Linked DNA regions of Mus musculus: all the other regions are linked to region 5. Evidence: chromatin loops called from intact Hi-C (ENCODE). Cell type or tissue: heart. All regions are shown on one strand. Region 1 overlaps Mir99ahg (Mir99a and Mirlet7c-1 host gene (non-protein coding)). Region 2 overlaps Mir99ahg (Mir99a and Mirlet7c-1 host gene (non-protein coding)). Region 3 has its middle 51 kb from the start of Gm31258. Region 4 has its middle 110 kb from the start of Usp25. Region 5 holds the start of Gm31495 (a long non-coding RNA gene). Region 6 overlaps Mir99ahg (Mir99a and Mirlet7c-1 host gene (non-protein coding)).

Region 1 (5,000 bases), 610 kb before region 5:
GTGCTTACCTAGTAAAAATGAAGGCCTGAATTGGATTCCAAACAAGCACAAAAAAAAAAAAAAAAGAAAAGAAAAGAAAAGAAAAGAAAAAGATCAAAGACCAGACATAGAGGCATCTATTTGCAATCCTCTGCAATCCCTGTTCTGGGATGGCAGAAACAGGAGTATTGCTGAGGCTCAGAGGCCAGCTGGTCTAGCAAAATTTGCATATCCGGGCATTAGTAAGAGACTCCTATCTCAGAAGAAAAGGTGGATGCTCCTGAGAGGGAAAAAAAAAAAACCCAAGAGTTTGACATATGGTCTCCACTCATACCTGCAACTCTAGGGATAACCACACTTCTGAATACATATGCATACCCACAGTACACACACATACAAACACACACAGCACATTTATGTACACACTCAAAAAACAGTGCAGCAACTACAACATAAGTAAATTATTTGAGCAAAGATTATTAATTCACTATTGCATTGATGTTAGGTTAGTTAACAAGAATTTATGTAAATACTTTCTATATACTAGTGATAGTCCTAGTAATGGCAAGTGCTATGGTGGAGGAACATGTTCTTTATTCTACATAGATAGTTATTACATTATAGGGAAATATTATTTAATAATCACAGACATAAATATGGAATTATGAACGATACTTTTATTACCAAACCCAGAACTTCTATCCTAAGAAGCCAGGGACAACAAGCAATGTGTTGGATAGTTTGAGTGGATTAGTGCTAATGGTATCTAATTATTAAAGGATAAACATGTAACTCAACCCCCTACAACACAGAGAATAAGCTCCCACAAGAAGCTGATCTAATGACAGAAGTGTCAAATTGAGGAATCCAGTAGCAATTCCACAACTTTTATAGAGTACAGGACCACCATAGTGGCAACCTGGCTTTTTAACTGATAAATCCCTAATACCCATAAATGTGCCTAGCACACAAAAGATGCCCAGGAAATGAACAGAGTAAAGGGTTTCGGAAAAGGTGTGTGTGTTAACTTCCTCCAACAAAGGAGGGGAGGCTGAAAAGTACACTAGAGAATCAAAGACTAGAGTGTCAGACAGCAGTGCCATGGTGTAAGACCAGAGACCCTGAGCTTCCTGCCACCCAAAACATAGTTTCTCAAAACTATGGCTTTATGTAACACATGATTCTAAGAGGGAGTATGTGTATATATGTGTATGTGCAAAATACAAAGTCCTTAAATATTTCCCATGTTTAAGCAACATTTTGAAGTGATTTTATTATTATGTAAAGTACTTCTAATGACTAATGCAAAATATCTCAAAATATTACTTTTTAAATAGTACTAATAAACATGACCTTCATGTTTTTCAAAAATATAAATATTTAGATAGCTACTTCCAAAGAAAAAATAATAAAATGGAAAACAGTAATTATAAAAAGCAATAAAATGTACAGTATGGTTATAGACTATCTGAGTATTTAATTTGCTAGACTGGAGACATTTTTAAGATCATAGATATTATAGTACAAAGATATTCCATCAGCTTATATACTTAAGATAATTAAAATATAGTATCTTCAAAGAAACTTTGTTTTTAAATGTACATGGGGAAAAATTAATCTTATGTCTATTCAGTAAAAAATAAACCTATCTCTAAACTTGTTTACATTCTTGTATTCTAACATACTACTTGTATATAATACTGTAACTGCCCCTTAAATTAATATCACCCTCAAAGTTCAGAGTTGGTAAGTTCAGTGAGCATGTATGGTTGTCATGGACAATGTTGGTTCTTAAAATGACACCACCTAGACATCAGTTGAGAAGAGAGCCTCAAGTGAGATATTTCTTGTACCAAATTGGCCAGTAGGCAGGTCTGTGTGGACTGGGTTAACTGTGAATTGAAGTCAGAGAGCCCCACTGTGAATGGTACCATTCTCTGGGCAGCTGGTCCTGGACTATCTCTGTAATAATCTCCTCATATTGCCACCAATCTGTGTCATTATTCTCACTGTATCTGTATTCAGCTATCATTTTCAAATTGTGTTTGTCTAACACACTAATAGATACCTTATGTTCAATATTGTGTACAATGAGTCGACAACATTGGCGTTCCTGCCATACAATCAAGCACTGTATAATATAAGTGAACTTATTCTAGAAATATTTCTGCATATGAAAAAATAGGTTTATGAAAGGGATTTATTTGTTTTATTGGTAAGGCAAACTTCCCACACTCCTGATATTTACTCTCAGCATATTGAGTCCATGTAGTTAACAGGCAGAGCTGAGAGTCTGTGGAAGTTCACTTTTAGATTCTCATACAAAATCATCAAAACACTAAATATATTATCGGAAAAAATTATACACTTGAATAGTAAGGTCAACGTTATTTTACTTAAAGGAGGTGTTTTTCATTCAGAAAGCGCTTTAAAGGGTCTTACTTTTTAGTTTTCTTAGCCATGCATTTATTGTCACACTTCACAAATCAAAGCAACATACATTAAACACTTTTTGTATCCATATACACTTTAAAAAAACAATGTTCACTTGCTTGTTTCTGATATAAATAATATTTGCACAGAGACATGCTTTCACAGAAATGAGAAATACCTAATAAAAATAATATGGTTTTAATAGCACAGTTCATATTACTTTTCTGCTGTTGTTAGTCAAAAACCAAGGGCTTAATTTTACAGATGCAAAAGGAGATATAAGAATACTATGTGCTTTGTAGAAAATTACTAGTCCAGTTTTATAGGCCGATTTATCTTTAGAGATCCTCTCTGGGTTTTTATTGTGCTTTTCTTTTACAAAATAAAGTAGATTCAGTTCTAAGTTCTATGCTTCTCTGCCACTTTTTAGAGACTTCCAAATTGTCTGAAGTTCAACTGTTTATGGAGTGTGTATGTGTGTGTGTGTGTGTGTGTGTGTGTGTGTGTGTGTGTGTGTGTGTGTGTTTATATCCAACAGAAGGAATATAGAGAAGAGACAGACCTCCTTCATAAAAGCACTAAGCTCTAAAGTACAAATGTGCATTTCATTTTAATGATAACAAATTTTGAGCAGGGTCTTCCAGGAACAGGAGTGCATACTTTTCCATGGGCTTTCCTTGAAAATCACTGGACAATAATTCAAAATGTTTGTACTTGGTTTCATTAAATTTGGGTAAATAACAGAGCCATTCTCTCCTTGGTGTCTGAATATAATTCTATATTTGTAATCTGTTAAGATAAATTTGTCTTTAAATATGAAACAGTATTTACCAAGATTAAGATTAACTCCTAGGAAAGGAAAGCTCTCCAGAAGTGCAATGGTAAACACATATGTACACACACACACACACACACACACACACACACACACACACACACATATATATATATATATATACATATATATATATATACATATAGATATATAAAACAAACAACTTCAAATAGAAAGGATGTATGCTGTTAACCTGCTTTTCATTCGCCAGGAAAGCTAACTTCACTTGTAGGGAAGGGAAGAAAGTGCGTGGTTTGAATGAGATATTCCCCATTAGTCTCAGCCACTCGAATAATTAGTGACAATAGTGGAAAAACATGAGAAAAATTAAGCTGTGTGGTCTCCATGGAAGAAGTACATGGCTGGGGTGGACTTTCAGGCCTGAGGAGAGTAGTGGAATTCCTTTTTTTTTTTTTTTTTTTTTTTTTTTTTTTTAAGTTCCACACAGTAAATATTTTATTTAAGAAACTACTAAAGTCATCATTTAATATGGTTCATGGCATCTTTGTACAGAGAACAAATAAACCAACCGTATTCTTCCTAGCATACTGGTGGTTTACTTGAATAAATCTTCACTTATGCCAAAGTCATTTTGAATTATGCAATTTTAGTTATTTCTACCCACTTCTCTCTTTCTTTTGTATTTTTATTAGATATTTTCTTTCTTTACATTTCAAATGCTATCCCGAAAGTTCCCCATATCCTTCCCTGCCCTGCTCCCCTACCCACCAACTCCCACTTCTTGGCCCTGGCATTCCCCTGTTTTGAAGCATATAACGTTTGCAATACCAAGGGGCCTCTCTTCCCAATGATGGCTGACTAGACCATCTTCTGCTACACATGCAGCTAGAGACACGAGCTCCAGGGGTACTGGTTAGTTCATATTGTTGTTCCACCTATAGGGTTGCAGACCCCTTCAGCTCCTTGGGTACTTTCTCTAGCTTCTTCATTGGGGGCCCTGTGTTCCATCCTATAGATGACTGTGAGCATCCACTTCTGTATTTGCCAGGCACTGGCATAGCCTTGTATGATACAGCTATATCAGGGTCCCTTCAGCAATATGCCCGCTGCATCTTGCTTGGGATTTGAGATGTGAGCTCTCAACTGTTTCTGCCTCTGTGCCTTCACTTTATCAGCCTGGAACTGAAAGCTCAATCTAAAGTTTTCTCTTCTAAGTTGCAATGGTCACGAGGCATTATTGTATGAACAGAAAAGTTAACTAAGAATATCACCATACATGGAAGTGTAGACATTAATTACTTCCTCTAAATTATATTATAGTTCTTCTCCAAAACTGACCCATCTTTTCTCACATAGATTCTTAAGCTACAACTTTAGCAAAATATATTCCATTATTTTATATTTGGATGGTCAGTATGGTTCTGTTTGTGCATTTATAGGTTCTTTAAATAATTCTGATTATGTTTGAAAGGTAGAACTATTTACATTGAAATCATGTAGAAGACACAGTTGTACATTAATGACCTCAGGCATAAATGAGAACTCACACAGCCTCAGATCCCAAAATCCCTGGGAGGGATGGAGCCTCAAGTCATGCTCATTTTCTATCTAAGCACTTCCAGATTAACTCCAGAAGTCCATCAGCACTGCCTTTCCCTTCTCTCTCCAGAGTCTAGAACCCCAAATTAGACATAGTGTTCCCTCATCTTCCTTCATAGTTTAATTTGGCCAGCATTTGTCCAAATTAAACCCATGCTTAATCACACCACAGTCTAGACAATGTGAAAGTGAA
Region 2 (5,000 bases), 710 kb before region 5:
ACCTTTCCTTCAGTCTCTGCTCCACACTTTATCTCCATATTTGCCTCTGTGAGTATTTTGTTCTCCTTCTAAGAAGGACAAAATACTCTCAGGAGTTAATTTAACTTTTAAAATAATAGTTTTCTTCTTTGAAAGTTTCACACACTTACATAACGCCTATTGCTCGTCTCTAATTGCCACTCTCTCTTCCACTTCCTATAGCACACCCAGCTGTCTGCTTTCAAACTTTACATTCTCCTTTTTGTTGTTACTATTAATAGTCCGGTGAGTTTACTTACTGATGGCCATATAATGAACGCTCATGGGAGTATGAGCAATCCACCCACTGCCGTATCCCTAAAGAATAATGACTCTTCCTTCTTGGTACCCATCAACAAGACCCTTTCCTCGTCTTTGATAGAATTGTGCTCTTGAGCAGGTAATTGAAGTTGTTGTGTTGCTGTGAGTTACTATGTGGGACAGTCATTTACCACAGCCCTGAGTAAAATATGGATTCTTTATTACCGTGCTGGTGTTTGGCAAGCTCACTGTAAATGCTGAGTTCTAGTCTCTTCTTCTTCTTCAGCATTGTTACTATTGTTTTCATGATCAAAGTTGTAATGGAAGCCTCAGGGAAAATATCAGCACTTTGGATGCAGAAAAGTGTTTGGAAATTAGTCCTTTGTGAGCTCTGCAGGCACACACAACTGCTTCTTTGGTTTTATTGAAACTCACATACTTTAAACAACTTTCATGAAGTACAGAGTTCAGGAGTTTTTCCTTGTTATTATCTTTTATTGCGGGTGTGATATTTTTGTTGGTTTTTCTCTTGCTTGCTTGCTTTTGTTTTGGTCTGGAAATGTGATGTATATTGTTCATTTCTAACTCGAGTGTCAAGTAATGATTTATGTTCTTAAATACATTATTTTGTGAACAAAGGGATAAAGCCAAACAGACAAGCTGTTCTTGAATTTTTTTCTTTTAGGTCTGGCACCTGAATGTTAGTAGTTTAGAAAATTTCATATGTTTTGTTTCTACACTATGTGTTAAGTTAAAAGAAAAAATATGAGACCATTCAAAATTATTATCATTGTCCTGAAAAATGTAATGATTCTTCATACTTACCTTTTAATAAGTATCTCCAGTTTAATCATAAATGAGTATGTAGGTCTGTGTCCAAGCCCACGATAGAAGAGAACTGAAATTATGGCTAGTCTCCAAGGAGAAGTGGCCATCCACTGACTGGTTTGATACTGAACTCATTATGGATTTTAGCTGCAAACACAATGGGAAAGTTGAGTTTGAGAAGTACCAACACTTTCAGACTGCATGTGTCAATATTGATGCACACCTATCCAGAAACACATCTTTCATGGACTAATTCTAGAAATAAATAAATTCTCATGAATATTTATGTGACAAACAGAGTGAAGTCCTCAGACACAGAAATGTAAATTCAGGCCTATCCCTCAATGGCCCAGAACTTACATGCCTTCAGATTTTTGTCAATCTGAAAACTACTTCATTTAGCCATTCATGCTCTTCCTCAGTATGTAAACACACCTAAGATGTCTAGCATACCATATGTAAGCACCTAGATACTGTCAGATTGTGTAACATTACAATACCCACTCGCCAGACTGTCAAGGTTGAATCTCTAGACCTTGCCTTTTTGTAATATAGGTTTTTTTTATTTATTTACTGCATAGCTCTAAATACAAACCAAACACATCATCCTTGAGAGCTAAATAAATAAAACAATAGTTTTTGGAAATGTAGAAATCATTGTCTTGGATAAGCCAAGGCAACCTCGGTTGGACTTCGTGCAAACCTTTTCAAGTTGGATTGGATTCAGTTTCCCAGTTCTCGCTATGGGGCTGTTGCTTTAGCATCCATCCCACTTCCCAACCATCTGTTTCTTCTGGGAATCAGTCTAGAGCAGGGCGCAGGGCAGCTTACAGCATGGTGAAGGTGTCAGGTACTTATGAGTAATTCCAGGTACCCACCATAAAAGGGAAGCACAAGGACAGAGTGTAAGCGTCTAGAAATGTGTATAAACCTCACTTGACTTTGTGATTTTGTACATATTGACTCGAATAATACACTATGGGTGTCTTCATATCTAATATCTATATATCTATATATCTATATATCTATATCTATATCTATCTGTCTATCTATATATATGTATATCTATATATTTGCTCTTTATATCTCGTTAGATATAAAAGTATCAGTAAATGACCACTCTGACAGAGTTAGGGGCGCCTCATGGTCAGAGGAGCATTGAGTTTGCACTTTCCAGTGTCGTATGGGTCATTACAGGGCAGATCTGATCAACATTAACATGTGTTTCTCAATTCCTGGAGCATCAAGAATGACAATGAGGTTGCATAATTATATCTGCAAAGGAACTTACAGTTTGATTAAGAAGCTTCTCTTCCCTTTCCTTGAGAAAATTGCTAAATATTCACGTGGAAACCCTCAGAATAGCAAGCAGACATATTTGAATGCTAACGAGGATATCAATAGAATTGAATTTGTAGGTGCTAGAATCCTACATCCTTTTATTCGAACTCGTGTGTTCCCTCCTACTGTTTAGCTTGATGGAGCATTTTCTTATGGTGCTCATAGAGAATTTATGAGGGAGATACCTAGTAAAAGACGAATTTGTCTATCCAGTATGATTTTCCATGAAAATTCTGAACACTTGCACTTAGAAATTGTGTATGTATACTCTCATAAAAAAGTGAAAGGTCTTAAATCCACAGTAATGAATTTCTTTCAATATTTATGCTGAGAGCCTACTTCTAATAAACAGCCATCTATTTTCAAGCTCTTACCAGAGAAAATAGCCTGTTCTCATAGTTAGGAGTAGGACATGCAAACAAGACTTTTTAACCTTGAAAGCCTCGCAAAGTGTGATTTGAACACGATGGCAATAAAAGAGTTTTAGTTAATTTATCTCTAAGGCATTGTTCCTTCTTTTAGAACCAGAGGTTCCTAAGACCTCACCCACACAAACTCATTGTTTCCCTGTGCTGGGGACAAGCAGGAACATGCTTTGTATTATTAAATTGTTGTTACTGCCCTCTAGTGGCAACAACTAATCCTTGTTCTTATTCCACCTCTGTCTGAGCCATGGAAATTCAGGACATAAAGAGCAAGCCAGAGCTTGTGTATCGCAGGGAGTTATATAGCAAACACAACCTCATATCGTCTAATTCAGGAGCCTGTTCAATGAATAATCTAAGTCCGTGTATGGAGACAAAGGGGTGGAGGTTTCATCCATGTATCTGATTGACACATCTTGTGAAGACGCACCAAATTCAAATATTACTTTTCAAAGGACACAGTTCTCTCTTCACATGCTTGAATGCAGGTGGTTTACCGTATGCTCAAAAAACTGACTCTCAAAGATTTAAGATAGTGTAGACCAGATGTGCTCAAAAGTTACAATGTATACTTTATGTTGGGGATCTATCCAGATTCGGGGCTGTAAGAGCTAGAATTCCTAACTCACTGATGGTGATGATCTCTGGCCGTTCACGGTCAGCAATAGTTTGACTAGCTAGAACCTTGGGTAGTTTATCAGAGAAATCTCAGAAATGAAGACCTCTCGCAGACTACTTTTTTTATTGTGCAATTAACTCATACTATGAGGAAGTACTCCTTTTAATTGGTAATATATATATGTTTACTCCCTACCTTGTATGCAACCTCAGGAGGAAACTAAGCAAACTGAAGCTTAGACATCATATCTTGTGTATACACGCGTAGAATCATTAGTACACTTGCACAGTCAGAGAAGTGTTCATGGTTCCTATAAGAAGTAAATGACCTGAAATAAAACATATTTATACGTTAAAAGAAAGTAATTACAGTTTTGCATTACATATAGGACATAGTGAGCACTAAATGTCAGCATTGCCAATAAGTATCGCAGAGTAAATTTATAGGCGCATATAAGCATGTGCTCTGGATTCCTTCAGTACAGAGACAATTTTGACATTTCCATAAAAGAAACTTAATATATGAACCCATGAAAGGTGTTACCTTGAGGTTTGACCGAAGGATAAAATAAATAGGAAGTCAGAGACTGATTCTGTAATAAAATTCAGTTGAGTGTGGGAAACATGAAGAATGATATTAAAGAAAAGCTGGGATTATTTACTTTTCTCTTTTACTACGGCCTTGAACCAAGAGCAGATGGGAAGGAAAATGTGTAGAGTTTAACATCCAATTCACATCATGCCACAGCACATATAAACCATATGAACATGAAAGGGCAAAGACCCTGGGTAAACTTAATAAGGTTTTGAGCATTCTGTGGAGGAAATGGACCATAAAATATCTATTGTTTCGCAAACAAATCATATTGCACATGCTTGCATTCTGTGATCATTGTGCCATCAATAACTTTATGTAGCTTGAAAGCTGTGTGGCGTCCATAGTTTGTGATGCATTATTAAAGTGAGAGATATATTCATACGTCTAAAGTTTTAACTAAAAGGAAAAGGTTGATGATGTAGTTGGAGGAAAAGGCATGCATTAACCTGAAAACATTCCTTTCATACAGTTGGTCTCTACGTTTGTATGAGTTGATACGTCTTCAATTTTGAAACTAAGGTTTAATGCTTTCTCTGGAGTGCACTAAATTTCAATTGATGGTGTATCGCTATTGAACTTTCAGAGTAACAAGTAACATATTTAGAAAGATTTCAAAATAAAGAGCTGCTGTAACGAACCAAAGTTGGCATTGATCACTAAATATGTGCACTGTCAATAAAATGTTTTAATTCTCTTTCTGAAAATTCTTTCTTCTTATGGTGTTTTATAAATGAAAGTAATTTCTATCACTCTGCAGTTTTGGTAACCAGACTTGCATGTTAGACGAAGAGCAACAGGAAGATTTGAAGCCAGTGCTGTCTATCAAGCACAGGCTGCACAATGAAGTCTATGAATACGATTATTAGACTTTATTTAATGGATGATGGAATTCAGACTGATGCAGTAATAAA
Region 3 (5,000 bases), 910 kb before region 5:
GTTTAATGCATAAAATACACATATTAAAATATTAACAACTAGTATTATAGCTAATAGGCTATAAGATCATAGGTTATTATAACAATATACTTTATGAACATTTCCACACACATTACTAGTTGTATGGTTTGCAGTCATTGCGCAGAAACATTGAGATCCCACACCATTCCACATGGTAGTCAAAATGGCTAGCAAGTGAATAGTGCTCAAGAGATGTATACAACCTGAATTTTAGCAAATATGAAAAAATAATAATTCAGATAATAGGAGGGTGTAGTGGGTGCTATAATATTGCATCTTGCTACCAATATTGAACATTTTAAAAATTACAGATTATTTATATCTTGAGCTTTTATATAAATACTTTTGAGACCCATTGCTATTTCACGATTCACTGCAATCTGGCCTTGATCTCATTGTCTTCTTACTTAGTGGTGAAATTTCATATATGGGTTATCATGCTTGCTTTTGGGTCACGCCTTTGGACTGACATGGATCATGAGTAATTAGAATTGAAGGAAGGTAAACCATGGGTAACAATGAGGGAAGGATAAAGCATTACATTTTACTGATAAGATTCTGCTGTCTTATTACATGTGTGAGCAAAGAATAGGTGCCTTTAATAACTAGCGTGCTCTAATTTGCACCAGCCCCTGGACTGTGGATGAAAAACAATAAATCTGATTCATAGAGTAGATTAACTTGTACTATGGACTCCTACTGCGTACATTCTCCTTTCTGCCATTCATTGTCTTACTTGCATGTTGAGTCTCTCTGTAGTGACTATGCAAGTTGTCCCTGATTTCATATTTCCTTTAGTAAATAAGGATCTTAGGAAACCATTTTTTTTCCTGGTAGTTGTTATATTTTCTTCTGTTTATCTAAATTTTCTGTGTGAATAGAAAACTTATTTGTCATTTATTGAATCGAGACTAGGTTATTGTCACTTATACCAAGATTCATAATTCATCCTTTAAAATGCATCCTGGATCTTTTAGTATTATTTATCTGCTGTGGTAGCATACTCTTCTGTTATTTAGATCTCCATAAAGCCTCTGAATATCTTAAAATTTTAATGACTCATGAGTATAAAGGGAATAATAAGCAATTTATATACTAATTCATGCTTATTTAAGAGGAGAACAATGTTATCATAAACTCAGAACCATTCAGAGTTTGACACAGATAGAAAATAATGGCTTAATTCCACATTTTTTCAAACGTGCTCAGGGAAGTGTGGGAAAGAACTGATCTTTGGTTTGTCCTAGTTCACTAAGCAATTTGTGGTTGACTCAGAAAAAGAACCATATTTTGTTAAATTGCAATTTTAGAAAGAGTGCTGGCCATAAAAGTAACATTCTTCTGTAGCATAAATTTGAAAATAAAATGTGAAAAAATGAAAATACATCGTTTTATACTCTAAATTATTTGGGCTAAACAGAATGTTTTAAAATTTATACATCTTTTAAAAACTATTAAACTTCATTCTATTATCACTTGTATATCTTCATGCTAAGCCTAGAAGCAATAATACTGTAGAGATTCATATGAGGAACACACCCATGGATTAAAATAATGAATTTATAAGATAGTTACTTTAAAACGTTGATGTTTAAATTACAAATTTATAACACACAAACTTAATAGAGATCGAATATGAAGATCTCATTAAAATTCAATAAATATATTTTCTTTTCATGTAAAATCCACATGAAATTTGTCCAACAAGTGCTGTCTTTGATGTGGACACCCACTGCCTGCTCCTGTGGAAGTGCTAACTCCTCTTAGGATTCAAGACTGTATCTTCCATCAATCAAGAAACTTGCTCAGTTAATGAGTCTCCTTCCTCTTGTGTCATCGTCGCTCCCTTAAATCTGCTCTTTCCTTCTAGCTCTTAAAGATGACCAGCTTCCATTCTTCAAAGGCTAAGCCAGAAAAACCAAACAACTGTGACTGGCCCCTCTGAGTTGCTTCCTGGTTTGCTTACTCATCCTATTGCTGAACAGGAAGTTAGTACAGCTAGGGAAATACATAGTTTCTTGGGTCAAACACTCACTCGGGACAATAGTATACTTCCTTACCTGCCACTCAAAGTGATAGTATGTTTTAGAAATCATAAACAACAGCTCTTCTAAGTACATGGAACTGTCTCCTTTGCTTCTAATACTAAGTCTATAGAAGTGGGGCGGGGAGTACCATGCACAAGCTCCCGTTCCACCATGACTTTTGAGGGGCTCAAGGCTGAAAATATATCGTTCATCATAGGTTTACAATTTAAAGCCCCAGGCCCACTTCTCCTGATTTATTTTCAATTCTGTTCCAACCGAGGTTTCAAATACTATAAGGGAAAAAGATAGCAGGATCAAGTGATTTTAAATAAAGCCAAAGTCCTAACCCCACTTTAAAGAGAAGTCAACGCTGCGCTCTGATCAAGGAAAACTGGACGTAAAGCCTGTTGCCTCTACAGTATTTCAAAGAGAATGATTACGAGAAGAGGGTATGTCCTGTTGTGGCTGAGGCACCAGCTATTCATGCAACATTGGTAAATCAACATGTTTATTGCTTCCATTCTCAAGATGATGAATGTAGCTGAGGGGAGATCTTCCAGCATCCTTTTCTTTTGTTATAAGCAAGGCCATTAAAATAAATAAGTTCATAAGTCAAACTATAAAACACTGGAAAGTGTAACTTCCTTGATTGTATTCAATTTAGGACTTCAGAGTAGTGTCAGGGGTACTATGGCTACAGTGTAACCTCTCTCTACAGAATGAAAGAAACTGACACAGTTTTATTTACAAGCTGTAGCATTTGGAAATTAGATTTGTTTTTGGTAGTCAATAAAATAAGTAAAAATTAAATTTCCACTAGATGGCAGTAGATCAAGTCTTCCTGTAACAGCTTTGTTTTTGTCTTCTGTCTTGTATTTAACCACATAAGCGGGCTGTTCACAAACACGTCTAAGGAATCCGGTGCTCCTATATGAAACTTCAATTTATTTTTATTTGATGTCCTGTTTTTAAGACACCATGAAACTGTTATAGGTGAGTTCAGTTTTATAGTGCCTTGTAAACTATTGCTTGCTATGATTATGACAATTTCTTTAAAAATTACAGTGCTCTAATCAATATATCTACAGGAGAATCTAAACTTATCTCTATTATACTCTTGAATATTCCAGTTTCATGGAAAGCCAGTTTTTTAGTCCACTGTCAAAGCTGGTTATTCATCTTCTTGAGTCTATAACATTCACTTTTCTTCTATGTCACTGAATTTCAAGTGGTGACAACAGTTTACAGTCATTACAGGTTTGTGGGTATTGGATTTTATTGTAGGGAGGAGATGGTTTCAGATGAAGGGATGAGTGTTCACAGGATGGCTCCTGTACCAATCTGCTTTTCTCTTTACAGTGATGAACACCAGGACTGAAAGCAACTCACGGGAGGGAAAGAAGCGTTTGGGTTACAGTTCCATCACAGGGAAGTTGGTGAACTGGAGCCTTAGCAGATGCGGGAACCCCTTGGGGACCCTGCTTAATGGTTAGCTTGCTCTCTTGCTTCAGCTCTGTTAGCTTTCTTATATAGTCAAGGACCTGCTGCCTAGCAGTGGTATTATCTCTTGTATAAGTGGTGAGCCCTCCTATATAAGTCATCAACCAAGAGTGTCCTATAGACATTCCCACTGGATAATCTGATTAAGGCAATCTCCCAGTTAGGAATCCAACAAACATAACAGTTTGACTTGAATCATCATAGAAAGCTACCCAGTGTTCATAAGTTTTAAGATACAACGGAGCATGGAAAGATAGTACACTTTTTGTGTGTGTGTGTGTGTGGGGGGGGATTTAGCAACCTCCCAGGATGCAAAGAGGCTGGTAGTTTCATCCTAACACGATCCCCTCAAAAGCTGCCCCATTTCTCATTATCAAGCATTGTTTACTATATATACCTCAGAGCTGCCCTGTGTCTGTGTCCACTTCCCCCTCAGAGGGTAGCCAGACTTGTTGTAGACCAAGCTTGACTGAAGAGAGGGAAGCTTAGCCTAGCACAGGTAGGTGCAGTACAGGATCTTGGTGATGAGTACACACACGCACAGAGCAGCTTCAGACAACAGGTCCTCTTATTGAGGGGAAGAAAGGAGTATTTATGACCCTGGGGAGGTGGCCAGGGTCTCTGGGACAAGGTTTGTGTGCTATGCATCATTTAGCCAGGACAGAGAAGTAGAAAGATGCTTCATCTCTATATCCAGGGGCTGTAGGGTGTGGGTAGAGGTCCTTATAAGGTCAAACAAGGAGTGAAGCCTGACTGTCAGGATAATAATGTTTTACTAGGGTTGATGGTTGGGCCGCTGTCTTTACGGTGCCAGATTGGAGCAGGGGAGGTAGCGAACTCCTGTCCTCATTTGAGATATCCAGTTGAGGCTTCCTGGACCCTTCCTCTGCAACCCTGGGCCATTAAGTTCTGGGACATACCTCAGGAGAAAAGGACAAATTAAGTTAGTTTGAGCTCCTCTTACAGAGGCCATACTCTTTGACTCTTCTCTTGTCTTCTTCAAGCTGGTGGATACTATAGAGAAAAGGTCATATGCTATAGGAAAATAAAAGCAGGTCTCCCAGCAGAATATCCAGCAAACATGGCTTAACAAGATGAATAAGACTAGGCATCTCCCCTCATCTCACGGCTGGTTGTGGCTACCCAGTAGAATGAAATGGGTCCTAAGTGCAGGTAAAAGAGTCAAAGACAGCTCGAACTACTGCTGCAAGTCCCACAAAAACACCAAGCTATACAACCATAAGGTATAAGCAGAAGACCTAGCTCAGCTGCTTACCGGACCAGTGTTTGTCACTTCAGTATCTGTGAGCCCTTATGAACCCTGCTTTGTTGATTCTGTGGGCCTTGTTCTCATGGTATCCTCAACCTCTCTGACTCCTACAATCCACCCCCAACCCCTCTTCTATGGGGTTCCCTTCCTCTGCCTAGTGTTTGGCTTCAAGTCTCTGCATT
Region 4 (5,000 bases), 1.0 Mb before region 5:
TCGACAGAGATATCTGCAAGGTGCAAGAGGACTGTGTCCAGGTAACAAGACTGTGAAAGCTAGAGTTGGCTAAGATCATTATGCTATGTTCCTTGAGATATTCCCAAGTTGTGACTTAGCAGAGTCAATAAACTGATTATAGAAACACAGAGCCCAGAAAGTATGAAAGAGTACAGTGCCAAACTGCAAGCAGCAATGGTGGTTTTGAAAGACTTTGTAAGTCACAGAAGACAAAGGGGCATCAAAGGAAGTAAGTTGCAAAGGAGAAAAATGCATATATGATTTGAAATGCATTAAAATCTCTGAAAATACCTGATCATTAAAAATAAAGTATATGCAATATGTGTATATATATATATATATATATATATATATATATATATATATGCACATGGGCAGCATTTCACCAAATCAGAAATACTCAACCAATGATAATCCTGGAAGATAGTCAACTTCATTAGCAATCAGGGTTCAGTTAGACCAAGGGAGAAACTACAAACACATTAAGACTGACGTCAGGCTTTGTCCCTGCCAGAGGCTGCAGAAGGATGTAACACAGGGTAAACTCACCATATAATGTAGGTGAATGTCTAAAGTAGTGCAACCACTTCGCAACCAAAATATTTCAAGTTGATAGTACATCATTCAGCAGATCCTATGTATCTTCTGTATCCTATATATTGAATATATTTGAGACACACATGCCTCAGTTTATATGTCCGAAGAATTCTTAGAAATAACATTCAAATCTGGGCACAACCTACATCTGTCAGCAGTCAACTGACAAATTGCACCATATGCATGCAGTGGATTATTACATAGAATTAAAAGCATGCTCACTGAAGCCACTTATATCAATGGGAAGAAACCATGAATGAACGCCGCCGCACAATTGTGCACCCAGTAGAGTTTCATGTATTAAATGTTCCAAAACCCAAGTTAAAGCCAAGTTACAAGAAGGCGCTCACAGATGGTTAAACTAAATTAAAAATGGAAGGTGCATAAAGATGGCCAGCCATTTCAGGAAATGGTTCCATTTGAGGGTGATATGTGATTTGAAAGGGATATCTGGAGTCCTTCGGGATTGCTTCCAGTATGGGATTTCATTTTTAAAGTTTATTTTGCACGCTTTCAATGGGCACTGCCAATTTGGGGAGTGGAAAAGAAGGCTCAGCTCTGCGATGCACTAAGCATATTTTCTGTAACTTAATATGATGACACAGAGAAGTGCAGGGCCAGAACTGAGCTCTGAGGGCATTTGAAGGCTGCAGCCCTACACCAAGAATGACAGGCAAACAAGGAATGCTCAGAGTGGGAGAAACAGTCTCCCTCAGAAAAGAACACACCGATTGGTTATCCAATACCAAATTGTAATCCCTGAAAATGTACACACAAGTAACACTATACAGATTGAGCAGTTTGTATTTGGGTGTATATATTATGTATATACATACATGCACGTAATATCTATTAATGAAAAAAAAAGCCAATGGATTTGAAAGCCAGGAGAGGAGGGTTTTTTTAAATATTTTTATTAGGTATTTTCCTCATTTACATTTCCAATGCTATCCCAAAAGTCCCCCATACCCTTCCCTCCCCCCAATCCCCTACCCACCCACTCCCACTTTTTGGCCCTGGCGTTCCCCTGTACTGGGGCATATAAAGTTTGCCTGACCAATGGGCCTCTCTTTCCAGTGATGGCCGACTAGGCCATCTTTTGATACATATGCAGCTAGAGTCAAGAGCTCCAGGGTACTGGTTAGTTCATATTGTTGTTCCACCTATAGGGTTGCAGATCTCTTTAGCTCCTTGGGTACTTTCTCTAGCTGAGAGGAGGGTCTTATGGGTAGGAAAGGAAAGGGAGAGATGATTATATTAACCCCCAAAAGAAAAAGAACAGGCCTATGTTTGAAGGAAACCCACAGAATAGAGTGTCAAATGAAGTAGGTAAGTTCTGATGTTTACTTTAAGGGACAAGTTTTTTGTTTGTTTGTTTGTTTGTATGTTGTTGTTGTTGTTGTTTTTAAAATTAGGAACAGACATCCTTGAGTAAGAGCACTGAGGTGAGAGGTGCTAAGACAACAGAGGCAGGAAGCACGCAGTGGCTTCAGCAGTTCAGGAGGTGTAAGAGAGTTAGTTACAACAGGACTTCGGGCCACACAGCCAGAAGGCAAGACGCCTCAGACGCCAGAGAAAAATGTTAAAACAGTGTCAGTCCATCACTGTACGAGGGAAAAAAGCAAACTTTTCTCAATGTCAGAAGAAAAACCTGGCTGTGTTCTAATTAATAAACACTGCTAAGAGAACTAAAACGCTTTTTTCTCTCCATGAAACAACAGAAGAGAAAACCAAAATAAGGGGGCAGCAAGACCTGTGAGGGGTTTAGTTAATGATGGCAATCTGTTGCTATTTGTCATCTCTGGCTATTTGTCACCATGTATGTTGGCCGTTCCTTAAATTTCTCTATGCTAACTGTTAAAATGCTTCTAGTTTGAGGAAGAGATCTTTAGATAGCTGAGCTGTTTTCTTCTCGCTTCCCAGTAGGTGGTGTTATAATACCGCATTTGAGAACTTAAATAGTAAAATAAAATCGGAAGAGAGAATGCCTATCTTTGCTGAAATGTGTGTGCTTTTATTTTCAAAAGTCGTTCTGTTTTTATGTTGTGAAATCCATGAGCATTTTCATTCCATGTGTATTTATTTAATTTACATTCCAATCATATTTATATATATTTGTGTGTATTTTTGTTCCTTTATTCTCAAGAGTTATAAAAAAAATGAGTTACTTAGTTAATAGAACAAGATGAGCAAGAGAGTTAACAGAGACAATTTTCCATGATCCTTTTGTACCCATGCCTCTTAGCTGTAGCTGAAAAGATACTGTGCCTGTCCTGGAAATAAAACAGGAGAATCGAACCTGCCGTTCTTACTAGCATCACTTCTATTTTGCTTGCAGAATGCTTTTCATTTGTGGCTTTGTTTTTCAACTGTCTTCAGAAAAAAAATGGTTGACCATGCTGCAATGCCACTCTTTGTAATTCAGCTGAATATAGATATAAAATTCGACCTAATATTGCCGAAGCCCATTTGATTCCATTTGGCAATCCATTGCTTGGACTCACGTAGCTGTTCTCACAATCTCTGTCCAAGGATGGCTCCCAATACTTCATGAGACATCCCAGTGTTTTAGCATCCCCAGGACTGTAATATACAACCTTTCATGGTAAGATCAGTGCCTTAGTATACTTTTGTGGCCTGAACATAGGCTTGTCTTCAACTCAGCAAACACGTATAGTAAATATTGAATAAATGTGATACAATTTAAATAATTATCTTCTTATACTACAGACATGAAGTAGCTGCCTTGGGAGAGCTATTGTTAGTTAATTTAGTGCTTGTGACCAGTCAGGAATCCAGAACCAGAAAGGGCATGCTCTCTGTCTATGCATTGATCTTTAGTGGGACACTGTACGTTCTTGTGGCAAAATTATATTTCCCTTATGGATAAGCTCAGCAGGGAAGTAAAAGCCCTGTTCCCTTTGTATTTTTTCCTCTGATAACTAAAAATTAAGCTGGGATAACACTAAATAAAAGTTATGTCTATTTTAAAATTGCTGAGACATCTTACCAAACTTGAGCAGATGTTGAACATGTCTGTCCTTGAGAAAGACAGAGAAAGTCAGCAGTGCGACAGACAGAGTGCAGGAAGATTGCAGTGTCCTAGGAACATTGTCCCTTTATTGCATCAGTGAATAAAGTCACCATTTTCTTAAGACAGTCTGCACTTTATTCTAAATTCTGGCGTTCTCTGATATATAAAAATATCAACACTCCTTTTTAAAATTCTTTCTTTTATTTATTGAGATTATAAAATAGTATCATTTCTCCATCCTTTTCCTCCATACAGACCCATCTCTCCCTAGTACTTCTCTCCCCCTCCCACTTCTCTTTCAAATACCTGGCCTCTTTTCATTAATTGTTGATACATGCATACATATATACATACATACATATGTATATACACACACACACACATATATGTGATCCTAAATACATAAACACAAATATCTCAGGCTATGAAATGTTACTTTATGTATGTTTTGGGGGTTCTCCATTTGTTATTTAAAAAACAGTTGGTATACCCTTCCCTGGGCTATTTCTCCTGCTCTCAACATTCATTAGCAGATGGTGGGGGCTTGTGTAGTGCTGAAAGATCCTGGGCTTTCTCTCTGCATGATACCAAATCTTTCGTAACTCTCTTTATAACACCTCAAAGCTAAAATCCATTGTCCCTGGTTATTTCATTAATTGTACTACATCTGACTGATTTTGAGGACTTACCCTGAGTACCTACAAGGTACTGATTATGAAAAAAAAAATCAGTTGTTTGAAAGAACCAAGATTGTGATTATTTGCACAAAACCACAAAACCCCAATCACTCAGATAGTGAGTTATCAAGTTTTTGAGTGTATAAAGTGGTTAAAGGATAGAACCAGACATCAGGACCTCCTCTCCTCTTATGCTGGAAAAGGGGGTGGGGTGGGTCATTTAGTAGAAGGTGGCACATCGCTGTGTCTGATAGTTTTGGTATGATGGTGTACTGGCTGGTTTTATGTGTCAACTTGACACAAGCTGGAGTTATCACAGAGAAAGGAGCCTCCCTTGAGGAAATGCCTCCGTGAGATCCAGCTGTAAGGCATTTTCTCAATTAGTGATCAAGTGTGGGAGGGCTCATTATAGGTGGTGTCATCCCTTGGCTGGTAGTCTTGGGTTCTATAAGAAAGCGAGCTGAGCAAGCCAGGGGAAGTAATCCAGTAAGCAGCATTCCTCCAAGGCCTCCAAATTCCTCCTGCATCAGCTCCTGCCTCCAAATTCCTGCCCTGCCCTGCGTGAGTTCCTGTCCTGACTTCCTTTGGTGATGAACAGCAGTGTGGAAGTGTAAGCTGAATAAACCCTTTTGTCCTCAACTTGCTTCCTGGTCATGATGTTTTGTGCAAGA
Region 5 (5,000 bases):
AACATTCACTCTGTAGAACGTCAACCCAGAGTTCATACCAGGTGTACGGACTTCTATTTGTTTTATATTTCTATTCCAGTGGATAATAATTCCTCTGGGTTTCTATTTTGTCAAACAAAATATTTCTTTCCACCTCTGGATGCATTCAAATCAGGCTTAATGAATCTTACTCCCTCATTTAAGGTTTTAGGAAATAACTATTATTTAGCAAGTGATAATTATGGAGACAATTGCTACAATAAATCATCCTAAATTATTTCACTAACAAAAGGGCTTTCTAGGTTAATAATGTAAAATTTTTACTATACTAAATTGCTTCCTGATTATTCTACTACTATTTAAACAACATATATCAGTGAGACCATAGATGCTATTTTATATTTCTCCAACTTGTTAACATAATAATTATATGGGAAAATAGAAATACACGCTATTTTTCCTGAATCCTCAAATGAAACTTTCTATCTATAAAAACAAACTTATCTTATTACATACTCGTTATAATTATCTTAGAAGTTCCTACAAATAAAAGGAGCCTTATTATAGCCAAAAAGATTTTTTATAAATATGAAATTTGGTCTCAGTGTAGAAGGAAAATTTTATAGTGATATAAAGTTAAGAAAATACAACTGTTTCTTTGAAAAACATCACTTAATGGAAAATGTTTAGTTCAGTCTAATAAAATTGTCATTTTAAAGATAATTTCTGACTACACATTTACTTATCAGCTCATTTCCAGATGTTAAAAGCAGAATGTAAACTATTGTTTGTCCACTTATCACTGTCCATAGTTTTCAAGGGTTTTCTTTGAGGATAATTTACATGTGGAGCTAATATTTTAAGTTTTACTCAAATAACCATTGGTCACAATGATTCGTCAATGTAACTAAAATCTTGGAATCAAATTATGACCAAGATAAGCTCCAGACCTTGCAATCATCATGCCGACTGGAAAGAGGGCAGTGAGATCCCTTTTTTAACTGAAAACACAACATAATAAAGAAAAGAATGTAAACTAAATCCCAAATGTAACTGTATGACCAAAAGAAGTATTTGCATGTAAAAATGTGTTGCCAGAGTAAGGCAGATGTGGAGAAGCCTCTATGGAACACACAGAATGAGACTATCTGAAAGTTGGTATATTCTCCTGGAAAATCTTTTAATCTATCATTGATTAATTATTAAATACATAGAAATGTATGCCCAGTTGATAAGTTTCTGGTTGGTGAATTTAATACTTGGAAAACTAAGTTCAGTCCTGCAAATGAAGAATTAATTTTTCTTTCTACTCAACAAAAGTTTGTCAACACAAACATCATGGCCTCTGTCTCCTCTGACCTGGGGCATTTCTATAAGAACTACTCTGTTGTATTATTATTCAGATTCCATGAGATGATCTCAGGAACCTTGAGAGACTTAAAACATGGCAGGTTAGCTGGGGAGTCATATAGATATGCTATTAAAGCAAAGAGTGCTGACATCTGTACCATTTCTTGTACATAATAATAAGACTTTAATGAGTTTTGTTAAAAGAAAGAAATGCCTGGAAAAAAATTCCCTCTATCGGGTTAGCCTTCAAGAATTTCCCGACAGACTGAATTATTTTCACAAAATTAAAACCAATATCAGATCCTGTTTATTAAAATCACTCCCTCAATGTCCGACTATTCTTTTCCTTTGACATTTTTAAATGCTCGTCTTGTCTTCCTTTGTGTTTTTAGATGAATTCGTGTGCAGTACATTGATCAAAAGAAAGCGCTGCAAGAGAGCTTGCCAGGCTGGGGAAGGCAGTGAGCACTGAATTCACTGTTCAGCATCTAGTAACACAAGAGGCATGTGGATAATAGTTAGAGATCTAGCACACCTTAGTGGAAGCAATTATAACTACAACTGCTTCAAACACATTTCCACTTCAATTCCATTGTTTCAATGAAATTTCTTTGTACCTAAATAAAGGGATATTGGTTCGGCTTGAGCTCCTCTTAATTATGTATGCTTCCTTCCACTGAATCCTCACAGGAATTATGCAATGAGAGGAAACCTGATCATGAATTTCAAAACCAAAAGGCCTCCTCTCTTTTCAGAATATGCATGATGTTTTCATAGAGCTCCCCTGAAGCTACTGTACCAGAGACAATTGCATTTCATCTGGCATCACGGTAAAATATAAAGTATAAAGTATCACACACCCCGTGCACCCCATCAAACTACTAGTGTATTCTTGAACCACAAAGGTGTATCAGATCAGCTTTTCAAAGACTTCAAACACTTCTGTTTGCAAGTCAGTCTATGTATTCTGCTGGTGGGGTCATTTAGGCCATACGACTAAAATGTCATGGAGAAAGCAGAAAAGACATCACAAACATCTATCCTGTTATCCAGAGAGGCTTGGGAATGCTTGGTTTGCATCCTGTTCCATGGCTCTGTTACACAGTTGAGATGGGTAAGCATTACTCTCTGAAGACATTTTCCTCTCTGAAACTGGTATTGGAAGGGTAACATGTTTAGAGCTGGACCCTAATGGAAGACAAGCAAGACAATTGTCACTGAAAGAACACTATGGAGGTGGTGTGCTCCTATCTCCTCCTACCACATGAAGATGCAGCAAAATGGCTCTTACTGAACCACACATGTTGACACGCTGATCTTGAATGTCTCAGTCAACAAATTTGTGAGAACTACACTTCTGTTCTTCATCAACTATCCAGTTTGACTCTGTAGAAATTGCTTTTTGTTTGACGACTTTCTAAGTTATCAACCAAAAGAATTTGGTGGGGAAATACAACCTCTGCTTACTTTCCCATATGCACAAGTGCTGGCCAATGCCTGTGGTGTGAAGGAGTAGTCAACCAATCATCCATAGGCTCAGCTGTCAGAGCCGCTGGAGAGAAGTTCCTATACTCCCTACATCCCTGGAACTTGATCTAGGCAACAGTGACAGGAATGCAGCCAAGAATTGGTTGTAGTGACTGACACACTCTAGTAGGAAAAGTAGAACCGGTCTCAACTCCTTTTATGGTGTACCTGTTGGCACTTCAAAAGAAATATGTCAAAACACATTACACACACAAACTCACACACCACAAACACACATGCATACAAACATACACAACTGCAAACTCACACACGCATATGCATACAAACACACACCCACACATCTATAAACATATACACAGCACACACACACGCACACATACGAACACACGCACACATACATACAAATGGGCGCACACATAGAAACACACACAATAAACTATAAAATTACATCTCCTTTATCTACTCAGAGAGGAAATTCTCACTCAGCATTTTGTATTGTTTTGTTCAGTTCTACTCCTGTCTTATTTTGATCTTCCTTGTATATTAATCAGGATTCACTAGAGGACAGAGTCTGCAGAGTTTGTAGGATGAATATATACTTACTATATCAGCTTACATTGAAATAATAATACAGTTGTTACACCTGGGATTCTGAAAACCTAGTAGTTGCTAAGTCCTTGATACTCAGTACCTCAGCAGTTGGAGCACTCCCACAGTCTCACACCGCAGAGACCAACAACCCAACAGTTGGTTAGTCCATGAAGCAGTCCCAGTGTGGTGAGGAAACATGGAAGTTCCCTGGAGAGCTGCCAGTCCTTAGTCAACAATGGAAGCCTGGAAACTCTGGTGCTGATACCATTGAAGGAATGAGCAGAAACAACACAGAAGGCCAATCTCTCAAAGGAAGGATAATCTTTCTACCATGCCCTTTTTATCTGGGTGCTAGCAGAACATGCTGCCCCTCACTCAGGATGAGTCCTCTCACATCAATTAAGGCAATCAGGACAAATCTTCAGTTGAGGATCCCTATTCAGATTATTCCAGTTCATGGCAGTTGCCATGAAAACCAACCATCACTACTCCTCACTGAAGTTCTCATAGCATCATCCGGGATCTTTCCTATCTTACAACCTTTATTTTTCCGATCCCTGCATTTTTTTTTATGAATTACCAACCCCATTGTCCTTACTAATTTTTACATGCTCAGTTTATCCTGTATCTTAGAGCCTTCCTTTACTATCCTAGAGGAGGACGTAGTTTTTAATTTCCAACCATTTACTCTACTGTTTTCAAATATCTAGTTTGTTTCTAGAGGAGTTGTTATTGCTGGAGTCTTTTTCTCTTATAAGTGGCAGTGGCAATTAAAATTACTAGGGAATGTGTCTCAATAGGAAAACCCTTTCATAAAAGGGTATAAAACTGGACAGGTATCCAACCCAAAGGTGTAAATTGCAATGCAGAAAGAAATGCAATCGATCTGGTAGTATGGCTGCTCTAAAAATCAAACTCTTTGTTGATGCAATTTCAAGGATATCAAAATGGTTTAAATATTAGGCAAAATTTAGAAGTCTAGTTTTAAAATTGACCAATTGTCTCCAAATGGAGACAAATAAATGAGATAAAGTAAGTTCAAGACTTCAAAAGTCTGAAGATGTTCTTTGTAGTATAGAGGCAATCCTAGAATTCACATAGATATGTGAAAGATGCTGACTAGTCAAAAACAAACAAACAAACAAACAAACAAACAAACAAACAAAAACCTCTAAGCAGAATGGCCAGTACTACAGGTATCATAATATCAGATTCCAAATTAATATACAGAGTCATACCAGCAAAATCATCGTGCTGCCAGCATAAAAATAGATGTACAGATAAGTAGAATTAAAAAACAGTGTACTGGCTGGTTTTGTGTGTCACCTCCACACAAGCTGGAGTTATCACAGAGAAAGGAGCCTCCCTTGAGGAAATGCCTCCATGAGATCAGCTGTAAGGCATTTTCTCAATTTGTGATCAAGGCAGGAGGGCCCAACCCATTGTGAGTGGTGCTATCCCTGGCCCAGTAGTCCTGGGTTCTATAAGAAAGCAAGCTAAGCAAGCCAGGGGAAGCAAGCCTGTAAGAAACATCCTTCCATGGCCTCTGTATCAGCTCCTACTTCCTGACCTACTTGAGTTCCAAACCTGAC
Region 6 (5,000 bases), 620 kb before region 5:
TGGTTATAATATTACACAATATTCTTAAAGATTCTTTTACTTAAAGTTATTATTATTTGACTTGTACTTGATGCAAAGGCCTATTAATAGTGACTTTCATGCTTATTATTTCTTCTGCAAATAAACAATCCAAGCAAGAAAATATTAAATACAGTTTTAAGTAACTTTGGAAATAAACATTGCACCTTTGACCTGTTCAGCATTCCTTTGGTTAATGGGTGCATTAGATCTAAGTAAGCAGGCAGGACTATAAGTACAGTTTGTTTATTTTTAATTGTTTGATTTCATTTTTTCATGCTGTGGTGGAATTGGAAGGATTTGATGAGTTTGTGCTTCGCTGGATTTATCCCAGTTTGCTTCTATTATTTTGATAATATTTCTAAGAATAATATTGCAGGAAATACTACTTATTTAATGTTTACATTCCTCAGAAATGTTGCTATACGTTTTATTAAATTTGAAAATCAGTTTTACTATTATCTTAGATGTCTCACACATGCAGAAAGCTACCCCAAAATTATATGACTCATCCAAGATTAAAACTTCTGCATAATTCCTGATCATTCCGAACAATCTCACCAAAATTTTCATTAAGAAATTTCAGTGCAGATTGTTTTGATCACACAGTGGAAACATAGCACACAAAATGGGAAAGGGCATGTAGTCCTTTGCCTTCAGTGTACAAGACTGTGGGTTTGGTTCCTGGTAACACACACACACACACACACACACACACACACACACACACCATATATATATATATATATGAATGAATAGAGGAGGAAAGAAAGATATACATAATAGCAGCAAACAACATATGCAGTAGCAACTCTGGTCTTTCAACACGAGGAAGGTAGACTCTACTTGAGGGACATCCTTACAACTTAGTGATAAAGGAGACCACTGTGGCTGAGAGCTACTTTGTCATAGGTTTTGTTTGTATTCAGTATTTTTACATCTGTGAAATGAACCAGACTGTGCCTGGTGAGAGTCACAGTGTTATACCTATAAATACATCTTTAGAGATGATGTTATACGTAACACATGAAATAGTTATGCAACTGTAGAATTATCAAGTGAGCATATCAGCTCAACATAAACAAAAGACCTCATATAAACCTCAGTGAAACCGCCACCTCCTGCTCATTTCCATTCATATGGCTGTATCTCCTGTTTTCTTATCTAGAGGAAAGGAAATTAGGATCAATTGATATTTTAGTATATATTGATGTCATTCTGGTTTCTACCTTCTAAATTTAAATTAAGTAATTTTTAGTAAATTATGATATTAAAATCCCTAGTTCAGAACATTTATTCGAAAGCAAATTTAAGAAAACACTCACATAGCCTTAATTTGAGTGTTACCAACTCTGAGTGTCTCTTACCTTAATCACCACTTAGCAAAATTTGTTATGTATATAGATGGATATTAACATACAATTAGAAAATTGTCCAAAACTTTTTGTACAGAGTATGTCCTCTCCTTAAATGTCTACAGACAACTTTTAAGCAATTCATGGACATAGTTTGTTTTTTAAAGAAGTTTTGGTTTAAAATTTTGCCTCTTGCCTAATGCTGTGTAACTGTGCAAAGGGTAATGATAGTTGGTTACCTTTGAAACACCCCGGAGAGTTTCTCTCCATATTTACGTTATTACTCTTTGACCCACAAATTCTAGTCACACAGTCTGAAATTCTTTTGCCTCCATCAGCTTCATCTATTAACTGAAAACAATGGGAACCTTCATGAACCTCCATGTTGAACAGAGAAAAATTCCAACCCAGCATTAGATTTCTAACTGTAAATCGAGACTTCCTTTCTTCTTGTTTTTTAGAATCAAATCAGAATCAGAATTTTCACAAATGATTTCTCAGTGGAGACTTGAACTCTGATTACCATGTAAAGAAACCACGGTATCTTTCATGAATCAATGACTATCACTTGGTGTGATAAATTATATAAAAAAAATGCACTCAGTGTTGCCTCGACTCTGTGCTACCTAGGCTGAGGGCATAAACAGTAAGAGTTTTCCATATTTCAGCAGGATGGGGTAAGGAGGATGGTAAGAATTCCATGGTTAGACCTGTAAATGAGAAATAAGACTAAATCCTGGTAGTTTTCCTTTTATGTCCTTAGCATTCAGGTTTAGTTTGTCTATGGAAATAATTTACAAGTACTTGTAAAGTAAAATCTAAAAGGTAGCCGATTAAAAGATAACCACTTATTATATAACCTCAGAAATGTCCTTGTAGCAATGTGCATATGCACATGGATGAGTTTATAATCATTGCATAACTCTGATAAAGGTTAAATCATTTAAAATTTTAAAATAGAAAAACATTATGTTAAAATTGAGAATATTGTTTTCCTATTATTTTTTCAATGAGAAAAGTAAAGTTTCACATTGTTTTATGTTTAGCACCAATTCTGGGAAGGAAACTAGGTTTTCCACTTGAGAAGGCACTTTTTGTGCTGACTCACCACTAGGGGGAGAACATTGCTAGAAGAGAGTTTGACATCATTGAAAATAGAGTAAGCTTTTGTGTGTATATGTAGTGTGTGTTTGTGTGTGTTTGTGTGTGTATGTGTGTGTGTGTGTGTGTGTGTGTGTGTGTGTGTGTGTGTGTGTGTGTGTGTGTGTGCACGCGCTAGTGCTTATGCGTACCAGAGGTTTTGTATATTTTTTAAAAGTCTGGACATGCTTAGTAATATTGGAATCTAATACCAACACAGTATGTGCTGGCCTTTTAACATTCAATTTCCATCCATTTTCCTAAGCCTTTGAGAGCTAAGGATTGACAGCTTTCCTTAAATCTCAGAGGGAAGGACTTGGAAGAAGGCCATTGGATAGGATGGTCAAAAGAGCAGCTGCACTTTGGTCTGTACCAATGCTGTAACTCTATGTGGAAACATATAAAGCTTGGTTTTGATACTGGAGTGAAACTACCTAGACATTGAATTTGAGGTTTCCTTTTATGTTTCTTTGATAAAACTTCAGCTGGAGACAAGCCCTAATCTCATAATAAAATGAGCTTTTCTTGGAGGCCCCGTAGCACTATTGGGGTTAACAATATTGAACTGAGTTTGGTCTTCAGAACTTTCTGAATGAAGATAATTTCAAAATAGTGATGTTTCAATTTGACTTTCAATTTTGCAAACATATCCCCCAACCCAGATTTCTTATCTTTAACTATAGGCCTTTAAAAACTAAGAAAATATGCTTTAATTATTGGGTATAGAAATCTCCAAGTTTACAGATTTAATCTGTTTGTAAACCGTAATCTTATTAAAATTTGGTCACTTTTTAAAAAATCTGTGACTTACTCTGTACTTTATATAAAATGCATCTTTCTCAACAAAAGAATGTCTCCTGTGGAAAAGGCATATCTTGTGCCCCCCCCCCCCCCACACACACACACACACACACACACCGTGATAGTTTTTGTTTGGCTGTTTCTTTCCCTATTTTATTTCTCCTATTTACAGTCCTTCTTCATATTGTCTGAATATTCAGGTCTCCTAACCTCCCCTGTAGCTTTATTGCCTCTTTCCTGCCCCTCCCATTCTATCCCCACTCTCAAATGCATGCCCCTTCATATATTTTTCTTAACATCCTCCTGCATTTCACTTTACTTAATTTTTCCCAATAATATTAACAATTCTTTATATCTTCCTGCCTTCACCCCTCCCTCCCATTATATTGTCGCATCTACTCTCTCCCGAAGCAAAGCTGCGATTCACTCAGGGGAGGTTACTTTCTCATGCGCACAGCTCATTGCTATGATGATTTCAATGATGCCAGCATATTTTAACCACATCGTTATCAGGGAGCCTCACTTCTCAGTGAATGCATATCAAGTGACTTCTTTTGTGATTGGGTTACCTCACTCAGGATGATATCCTCCAGATACATCCATTTGCCCAAGAATTTCATAAATTCATTGTTTCCATTAATCAATTGTGGAACTCGAGATTCAGGCAAGGAGAGCATTTATTAGAACGTATCCTGCTTGTTCCCACACACACCTCATTTCCGTTGCTTTCTAATGAGGAATTGTACAAGGCTCAACCCTCCCTCCAACCCCCAGCCCTTACCTCTCCTTTCTCTATCCCACCGTGCCCCTCTCCCACATCCATTCTCCCGTACAGTAGCTATATCAGAACATGCAGCAGGACGGCATTGTGCAAACTGGTGGCCACACAAGTACTTTGTATTCACGAGAGGTTTCGAAGTTCAGCAGCTGCATATAAATATGCATAGTTGAGAGATTCATGATGCTGCCTCCTCACTCTAGTGCTGGTTGGCTGCAGCGCGCAGGCACTACAAATCAATGAACACTTTCCCCATCGATCACCGGCTCACTTGCAAGCAGACAAAACACAATGCCAGAAACCCACAGAGAGCTCCTTAGTGAGCGAAACCTCACCATCAGAAGATTCAAAATAGCCGTCCCCCCCTCCCACCCTGAACCTCCACACTCTCGACCTCAAATGTCTTCTTCTTATCCAGTGAAGATCATAAGCCGTTAGAAATAAGTATCACCCGAAAAGAAAGAGTGGGGAGGGAGGGAAGAGCAATGATAAATGAGGGTTTTGAGGGTCCTCACATTGTGCTTGTCACAAAACAAAAGATCCGTTGAGCATTAACACATTAGGAAATAAAAAATAAAATAAAGTAAAATAAAAACGTGAATCTGCTTATGTTGATTGTATTGCTTTACAGTTACAGGATTGAGTGTAGCAGCATCTACATACGCATAGCTGTAGCCCATGTGGAAGACATTTGCAAATCATCCAGTTATTAGATGGCTTTGTGTATGGCAGGGTTATGACTGCTGAGTCAAAACGCAGACCTATAGACACACAGACATATATACAGACAGACAGACAATGTGCTTCATAGTGAATATCACATATCCTCATGTTGATTGCACAATTTTTGCAGAGGGTTCAGATATATTTTATGTTGCAATTATAAACATCTTAGAAGTTTAATCTTA

What was found. A loop is a pair of places that touch in the nucleus more often than their neighbours do. Peaks named below come from ENCODE experiments on the same cell type or tissue, not always from the same donor. Only the 100,000 strongest peaks of a DNase experiment are listed, where the experiment ranks them.
Region 1: it touches region 5 in a loop (2.9-fold over the local background); 9 of 42 quality-filtered maps call a loop at or near these places.
Region 2: it touches region 5 in a loop (5-fold over the local background); 10 of 42 quality-filtered maps call a loop at or near these places.
Region 3: it touches region 5 in a loop (8-fold over the local background); 12 of 42 quality-filtered maps call a loop at or near these places.
Region 4: it touches region 5 in a loop (4-fold over the local background); 16 of 42 quality-filtered maps call a loop at or near these places.
Region 6: it touches region 5 in a loop (6-fold over the local background); 9 of 42 quality-filtered maps call a loop at or near these places.

The regions. Positions count from the first base shown.
Region 1 is chr16:77,542,157-77,547,156 of GRCm38, forward strand. All of the region lies in intron 4 of Mir99ahg (Mir99a and Mirlet7c-1 host gene (non-protein coding)), which reads left to right. Among named protein-coding and RNA genes, the nearest start is that of Mir99a, 54 kb to the right of the region's middle. In heart, no CTCF peak of the experiment used is centred here; no DNase peak of the experiment used is centred here.
Region 2 is chr16:77,441,174-77,446,173 of GRCm38, forward strand. All of the region lies in intron 2 of Mir99ahg (Mir99a and Mirlet7c-1 host gene (non-protein coding)), which reads left to right. Among named protein-coding and RNA genes, the nearest start is that of 9430053O09Rik, 23 kb to the left of the region's middle. In heart, a CTCF peak has its summit at 3,086 (motif pointing left); no DNase peak of the experiment used is centred here.
Region 3 is chr16:77,249,647-77,254,646 of GRCm38, forward strand. No RefSeq gene overlaps it. Among named protein-coding and RNA genes, the nearest start is that of Gm31258, 51 kb to the right of the region's middle. In heart, a CTCF peak has its summit at 2,871 (motif pointing right); no DNase peak of the experiment used is centred here.
Region 4 is chr16:77,126,341-77,131,340 of GRCm38, forward strand. No RefSeq gene overlaps it. Among named protein-coding and RNA genes, the nearest start is that of Usp25, 110 kb to the left of the region's middle. In heart, a CTCF peak has its summit at 2,536 (motif pointing right); no DNase peak of the experiment used is centred here.
Region 5 is chr16:78,154,905-78,159,904 of GRCm38, forward strand. Gm31495 (a long non-coding RNA gene) reads right to left here and starts at 36. Exons shown (of 3, transcript XR_876180.1): 1 at 1-36. In heart, a CTCF peak has its summit at 1,878; no DNase peak of the experiment used is centred here.
Region 6 is chr16:77,532,740-77,537,739 of GRCm38, forward strand. The region is part of intron 4 of Mir99ahg (Mir99a and Mirlet7c-1 host gene (non-protein coding)); the gene reads left to right. Among named protein-coding and RNA genes, the nearest start is that of Mir99a, 64 kb to the right of the region's middle. In heart, a CTCF peak has its summit at 2,463 (motif pointing right); no DNase peak of the experiment used is centred here.